2 separate regions of the Homo sapiens genome follow, and region 1 is linked to region 2. The links are chromatin contacts, found by Hi-C or POLR2A ChIA-PET in ENCODE. All regions are on one chromosome and are shown on one strand. The core of a region is the stretch at or near the end of the contact, and the rest is flanking DNA. Distances in the headings are between cores, read along the strand shown. Region 1 overlaps BMPR1A (bone morphogenetic protein receptor type 1A). Region 2 overlaps BMPR1A (bone morphogenetic protein receptor type 1A).

What was found. Hi-C counts contacts between places; a loop is a spot of excess contacts on that map. ChIA-PET counts read pairs that join two places held with the same protein, here RNA polymerase II (POLR2A). Pooled maps may share reads with other maps.
Region 1: a loop to region 2 is called in a pooled map, with 2.1 times the contacts of the local background. The contact joins two enhancer-like sites. A Hi-C loop is called at or near these places in 7 of 37 single-sample maps with no recorded cell type and 9 of 50 pooled maps. POLR2A ChIA-PET finds 5 or more read pairs at or near these places in 7 of 52 experiments (AG04449, BJ, HepG2 and 4 more).

What each region holds. Positions count from the first base shown.
Region 1 is chr10:86,897,243-86,900,724 of GRCh38, reverse strand. BMPR1A (bone morphogenetic protein receptor type 1A) reads right to left here. Exons shown (of 13, transcript NM_004329.3): 6 at 835-931; 7 at 599-698. Among named protein-coding and RNA genes, the nearest start is that of MMRN2, 59 kb to the left of the region's middle. Within about 2 kb of position 1,389, at least 7 of the 41 ENCODE cell types and tissues checked have a DNase peak (open chromatin) inside an H3K27ac peak, as active enhancers do.
Region 2 is chr10:86,781,344-86,785,015 of GRCh38, reverse strand. All of the region lies in intron 1 of BMPR1A (bone morphogenetic protein receptor type 1A), which reads right to left. Among named protein-coding and RNA genes, the nearest start is that of BMPR1A, 27 kb to the right of the region's middle. Within about 2 kb of position 1,326, at least 2 of the 41 ENCODE cell types and tissues checked have a DNase peak (open chromatin) inside an H3K27ac peak, as active enhancers do.

The sequences.
Region 1 (3,482 bases), core at 140-2,639, 120 kb before region 2:
AGGAATTATAATAAAAACAAGGAGGTATGCGAACGTCTTTTCCTCAGTAATCTGAAGTGTTTCCTTTATTATATGCTAAATTGCTGTATGTACTTGGGTTTGTTTATTTATGGGTTTACTAACTTGTTTCATTAATGTATCTAGGTTGGTATGATGTTTTATTATTAAAGTTTATATCCATTAGGGACTGTCTCTTATTACTCTTCTTTTTTGGCAACTGTCTTCTGAAATCATGGCTACATGCAAACAATTCTGGAGCTCCAAATTTCTAAAGAATTATAACGCAAAAAAAAAAAAAAGAATTATAACACAGTGGGTTTCTTGGGACAGATCGAAAACATTCAGATGCCAGAAAGCTCACTATTCCATTAATAAGAAAATCATAAGTAATCATGAACATACAAGAAGTATGAAATTGTGCCCAATTAATTAATTGGTAGTAAGGTCCTTTTCCCTTAAGAGAACTATAGTCTAGTTACATAAAGGAGATATACAACCAGAGAATACAAGTTAATGGTTTCTGCAACTGGCTTTACAAACAGCGGTTGACATCTAATATTTGACAAAATATTTTGCTTCAAAATAAATATCTTCTTACTTGTAACAAAAGCAGCTGGAGAAGATGATCATAGCAATTATGCAGACAGCCATAGAAATGAGCAAAACCAGCCATCGAATGCTGCCATCAAAAAACGGACCTGACAATAAAAGTAAACAATGTAAACAATTGAAATGAAAAAATAATCTGACGTGTTCAATTCTAGGTAGCCTGGTTACTGTAAAACCAGAGAAGATATTTGAGAAGCATGCTCCGACTTTTCTCGGCTAACCTACCTATGACAACAGGGGGCAGTGTGGGTTGCAAATACTGGTTACATAAATTGGTCCGACAACATTCTATTGTCCGGCGTAGCTGGGCTTTTGGAGAATCCTAAAAGAAGAGTAATGATAAAATTAGAAATGGTTTGGTATTTTAAACTGATATGTCTTTTTAGTATTCATAAAATACAATTTCTATTTCAGTGAGTGAAAGGGGCCTGCAAATTTTATATGTAAAAACAGATTATTGAAAGATTAAAATTTGTGCTGAAATAGTGAAGACTGCAAAATGGCTTTTCTTAAGAACATATCTATGTGGATGGTGTGTTAGACACTAGATTAGAACACCAAACCCGAACTTAGGTAATTACAATCATAAACTGGTCTGGTACATATAATCTCACTGTGGTACTGAGATGTGGATGAGATTTAAGATCAGACTAAAAAGTGGAGGGTGTCGTAGTCCAAAGAAAAGGCTGGTTAGCAAGGCAGCTGAGCGTGCAGAGGCGCTGCAGACCCTGCCTACCCCAGCCACGTCGGAAGTCATGAGCCTGATGCAGAGGCAAGTTGAGCATCCATGGTGAGGGAAGGACAAACTACAGAAAGCATTCTTGAGAGCTGATTACAGACCACCAGCCAGCAAGGAGACTGTCCCTAAGAGAGCAGAAAGCTAGCACAGAGAAGGACACAGTCACTGGAAGCGCAGCAGCACTTGCATGTGATGTTTTATTGGATTAACAACACAATATCTGACAAGTTGAATGCTGCAGCCTGGGGAGAACTGCCATTCTGACCAACATGTGAATAGCAAAGAACTGTTTGTCACTACACAAGTAACAAGAATGTAAGCGGAAATTAAGGAAAAGCCTCAGTATAATCAGCTATGACTTTAAAAAGGTAAACATGAGCCTGTGACTTCAGATTCTGTTGGGAAGATGGTCAAGAGCATTTGGAAATGTCCAAATACATATTTTATATTTTAAATGAAGTTTTATTAATAACTTTTAAACAATTTTTACTTTTAAATGATCATAAGGAGAGAGAGAAAAAAGTTAGGGTTAAACTGGAGAGTCTGAAATAATCCCAGATTCAGAGAAAACACATGGAGGAGGAAATGAAAATCATATAACTAACGATGAATGAAAGAAGTGTCAAGCATCCAAAAACGGTTCCAGGAAAGCTAAAATGAGCTTGGCCTTGCAGAAGAGAAAAGTGCAAAGAAAAACCAAGAAAGGGTTTCTTTGGCAGCATGGGGTTTCTCCAAGCAACAGATGTACTGCTGACATGACAGTGGATGATAAGGAGAAAAACGAACAATTCTTCAACTCCTGTCTTGTTTTTTCTTCTCTATGAAGGATGCTGACAGGGATGACGAAGGTAGCTCAAACACTACTAAGTGGGAAACGACATCCCAAATGTACGAAGAGATCTTACGATGCGTTTGTATTCCTTATGAGTTCCTATATTCTAACCTAGGTGAATTATATCCCAGGAAGATGAAAGCCCTTGTAAGAGAGATGGCTGAAAGACAGGTGTAATTTAAAGACTTTAGAAAGATGGAGTGTTGGAAACTACAATAGATAATGGAATGTTATATTTTTATATAAACATTTCATATAAACATGTATATATGTTTATATATATGTTATATATATATGTGTTATATACGTCCCTTTTCTTTAAAAGGGAAAGAAAGTAGACTTTAAACTGGGTGTGGTGGCTACTTGGGAGGCTGAGGCATGAGGATCACTTGAACCTAGGAGTTCAAGTCCAGCCTGAGCAATGTAGTGAGACCCTATCTCTAAAAATAATAATTTTTAAAAAGAAGCCAAAAATAGACTCTGCCAACAGATTAAGGAGCATAGTATTACAGAAAATACAAGGGTTTTGGAATCAAACAGTTTGAATCCTAGCTTTGCCAGTTGTTCACTTTGTGAACTTGAGCAAGTAATTTATCTCTAGGCTTTAGTGTGCTAAAAAATACAGGTTAAAAAAAGATGAACTGGGAACAGTGGCTCACACCTGTAATCCTAGCACTTTGGGAAGCTGAAGTGGCAGAATGGCTTGAGCGGAGGAGTCTGAGATCAGGCTGGGCAAAATAGTGAGACCCCATCTCTAAAAAAATTTTTAAATCAGCCAGGTGTGGTGGTACACGCCTGTGGTCCCAGCTACTCAGGAGGCTGAGGTGGGAGGATCACTTGAACCCAGGAGGTTGAGGCTGCAGTGAGCTGTGATTGCACCACTGCACTCCAGCCTGGGTGATGGAGCAATACCCTGTCTTTAAAAAAATCTGCTCTATAGAGTAGTTGGGGGGAAACAAGGTAGAATATACTGAATCCCCAGGATACTATACACATATAACAAATATTCAATAAATTAACTTCCCTTCCTCTTGCTTGACATGAATCCCAGATGAGATTCTAGACTAAGCCAAAAAACTTCTAAGTCCCTAAAGACCCATTGTGGCTTCACTAAGAATAAGCAACACCTGCCTCATCTCACGTCTGTCTTACTCAGGTTAACTATGTATCTGGGTAGGCAAAAATTGGGTTTGTCGAGATTATGAATTTGGGTGACACAGCCTTTCCTTTTCCTGCACTCTCCACCCGTACCCTCTGCCCAAGTCAATTTTGTATTTCTAGACTTATGTGGGGAATATGAAT
Region 2 (3,672 bases), core at 77-2,576:
AAACTTAAGGGATACAGAAAAGCCGTGCTAAGAGGGAAGTTTATAGCAGTAAATGCCTACATTTAAAAAGATCTTAAATAAGATCAATAAAATTGACAAATCCTTAGCCAGATTTAAGAAAAAAAAACAAGACTCAAATAATTAAAATCAGAAATGAAAGAGGGGACATTACAACAAATGCCACAGAAATGAAAAGGATAAGAGACTACTATGAACGATCACATGCCAACAATTTAGACAACCTAGAAGAAATGGATGAATTATTAGAAACACACAACCTGCCAGGACTGAATCACGAAGAAACAGAAAATCTTAACAAACCTATAACTAGTAAGGAAACTGACTCAGTAATTTTAAAAACTTCCCAACAACAAAAAAAGCCCAGGACCAGATAGCTTCACTGGGGAATTCTACCAAACGTTTAGAGAAAAATTAATACCAAACCTCCTCAAAGTCTCACCAAAAAAACTGAAGAAACACTTCTAAACTTTGATGCACATATTCTCAAAAAATGTTACCAAACCAAATTCAAAGGCATATTAAAATCATACACGATGACTGAGGGAGCCTTATTCCTAGGATGCAAGGATGGCTCAACACACAAAAATCAGTAAATGTAATACACCACATTAACCGAATGAAGGACAAAAATCATGTAACAATCTGAACTGGTGCAGAAAAAGCATCTGACAAAATTCAACACCTTTCATGATAAAAACACTCAACAAACTAGGAAGGAATAGAAGGAAATTACCTGAACATAATAAAGACCATACATAAAAAGTCCACAGCAAACATTACAATGGTGAAAAACTGAAAGCTTTCCCTCTAAGATCAGGAACAAGACTAGGAAGTCCACTCTCACCACTTCTACTCAACACAGTACAATCAGAAAAAGGAGGCAAGAAAAAAAGGCATCCAAATTGGAAAGGAAGAAGTAAAATTATCTCCATTCACAGAAGACATGATTTTATACATGAAAAACCCTAAGGGTTTCACAAAAAAACTGTTAGAACTATTATAATAAACTAAGCAAAGCAGGAGGATACAAAGTCAACACACAAAAATAAGTTGCATTTCTATACATTAACAATAAACAACACAAAAAGGAAATTAAGAAAATAACTCCATTTATAATAACATCAAAATGAATAATACTTAAGAATAAGGCCAGCACAGTGGCTCACACCTGTAATTCCAGCACTTCGAGACCAGCTTGGGCAAGATGGCAAGACCCCATCTGTACAAAAAATTTAAAAGTTAGCTGGTCATGGTGATGCAGGCCTGTAGTCCCAGCTACGCGGAAGGCTGAGGCAGGAGGATCTCTTGAGCCCAGCAGTGGGAGGTGGCAGTGAGCCATGATCACGCCACTGCACTCCAACCTGGGTGACAGAACGAGATCCCGTTTCTAAAAAAATAAAGTAAAACTAAAATAAAATACTTAAAAATAAACGTCAAGGAGGCAAAAGACTTGTACACTAAAAATGACAAAAAACTGAGGAAAAAATTAAACACACAAATGGGAAAGACATCTCATGTTCAAGGACTGGAAGACCTTATATTGTTAAAATGTACATACTATCCAAAGTAATCTACTGATTCAATGCAATCTCTATCAAATTTCAGTGTCATTTTTTGCAAAATGAGAAAAAGCCATCCTGAAATCAGTAAGTAATCTCAAAGGACCCCAAATAGCCAAAACAACCTTGATTAAGAACAAAACTGTAGGCTTCACACTTTCTGATTTCAAAACTTGTTACAAAGCTACAGTGATCAAAATAGTACTAGCATACAGACATGTAAACCAATGGAACAGAACAGACAGCCCAGATATAAACCCCTGTGTATGTGGTCAAATGATGAGCCAAGACTACGCAATGGGGAAAGAATAATCTCTTCAACAAATAGTGCTGGAAAAACTGGATGTCCACATGCAACAGAATGAAGATGGATCCTTATCTTAAACCATAAATAAAAAATAACTAAAAATTGATTAAAGACCTAAACATAAGACCTGAAACCATAAAACTAGAAGGAAACATAGAGAAGCTTCATGATACTGAATTTGGCAATGATTTCTTGGCTGCAAAACAAAAAGCACAGGCAACAAAGGCAAAAATAGACACAGAATTACATCAAACTTACAAACTTCTGTGCAGCAAGGCAAGCAATCAACCAAAACCAGAATGAAACCAAGGAAGAGTGAAAAGGCAACCTACAGAATGAGAGAAAATATTTGCAAATCATGTATTGGATAGGGGTTTAATATCCAGAATAAAAAAAAAACTCCTACAACTCAGTAACAAAACAAAAACCACAAATAACACAACTTTAAAATGAGCTAAGGACTTGAATAGACATTTTTACAAAGAAGATACATAAATGGCCAAAAAAAATATGAAAAGCTACTCAACATCACTAATCATCGGCAAAACTCACATCAAATCACACTGAGGTATCACCTCACACCAGTTAAAATTACCTCTATCAAAAAAAAACAAAAAACAAAAAAACAGAAAACCAAGTGTTGGCAAGGATGTGGAGGAATTAGAACTCCTGTGCATTGTTGGTGGGACTATAAAACAGTACAATCACTATGAAAAACAGTATGGACGTTCCTCAAAAAATTTAAAATGGAATACCAGATGATCCAGAAATCCCACTTCTCAGTATATATCTAAAAAAATTGAAAACAGGATCTCGAAGAGATATTTACATACTCTTGTCCACTGCAGCACTATTCACTACAATAGCCAAAACGTGTAATTAACTTGTGTCTCTCAACAGATAAATGGATCAACAAATGTGGTACATATACACAACTGGATATTATTCAGCCCTAAAGAAATCCTGGACCTGGCATGATGGCTCACACCTGTAATCCCAGCACTTTGGGAGGCCGAGGCGGGAGGATCACCTGAGGTCAGGAGTTCAAGACCAGGCTGACCAACGTAGTGAAACCCCGTCTCTACCAAAAATACAAAAATTAGGCGTGGTGGCTCATGCCTGTAATCCCAGCTACTTAGGAGGCTGAGGCAGAAGAATCACTTGAACCTGGGAGGCGGGGGTTGCAGTGAGCCCAGATCGCGCCACTGCACTCCAGCCTGCCTGGGTGACAGAGTGAGACTCCATCTCAAAAAAAAAAAAAAAAAAAAAAAGAAATCCTGTCATATGCTACAAAATGGATGAACCATGGGGACTTTATGCTAAGTGAAATACGCCAATCATAAAACAACAAGTACTGCATAATTCCACTTACATGAGGTATCTTAAATAATCAAACTCATAGAGACAGAAAGTAAAATGGTAGACTGGTGGTTGCCAGGAGCTGAAGGGAGAGGGAAATAGGGAGTTGCTCTAAAGTACAGAGTTTCAGTCAGGCAAGATGAGAAAGTGCCAGAAATACTACACAAAGCAATCTACAGATCCAATGCAATCCCTATCAAAATACCAATGACATTCTTCACGGAAAAACAAATCCTAAAATTTGTACAGAACCACAAAAGCCCCCGAATAACCAAAGCAACCCTGAGCAAAAAGTTGGAGGTATCACAATACAACACCTGAAAATATACTACAAGGCTGTAGTAACCAAAACAGCATGGTGCAGCATTAAAAACAGATACATACACTAATGGAACAAAACAGAGAACCCAGAAATTAATCTACCTA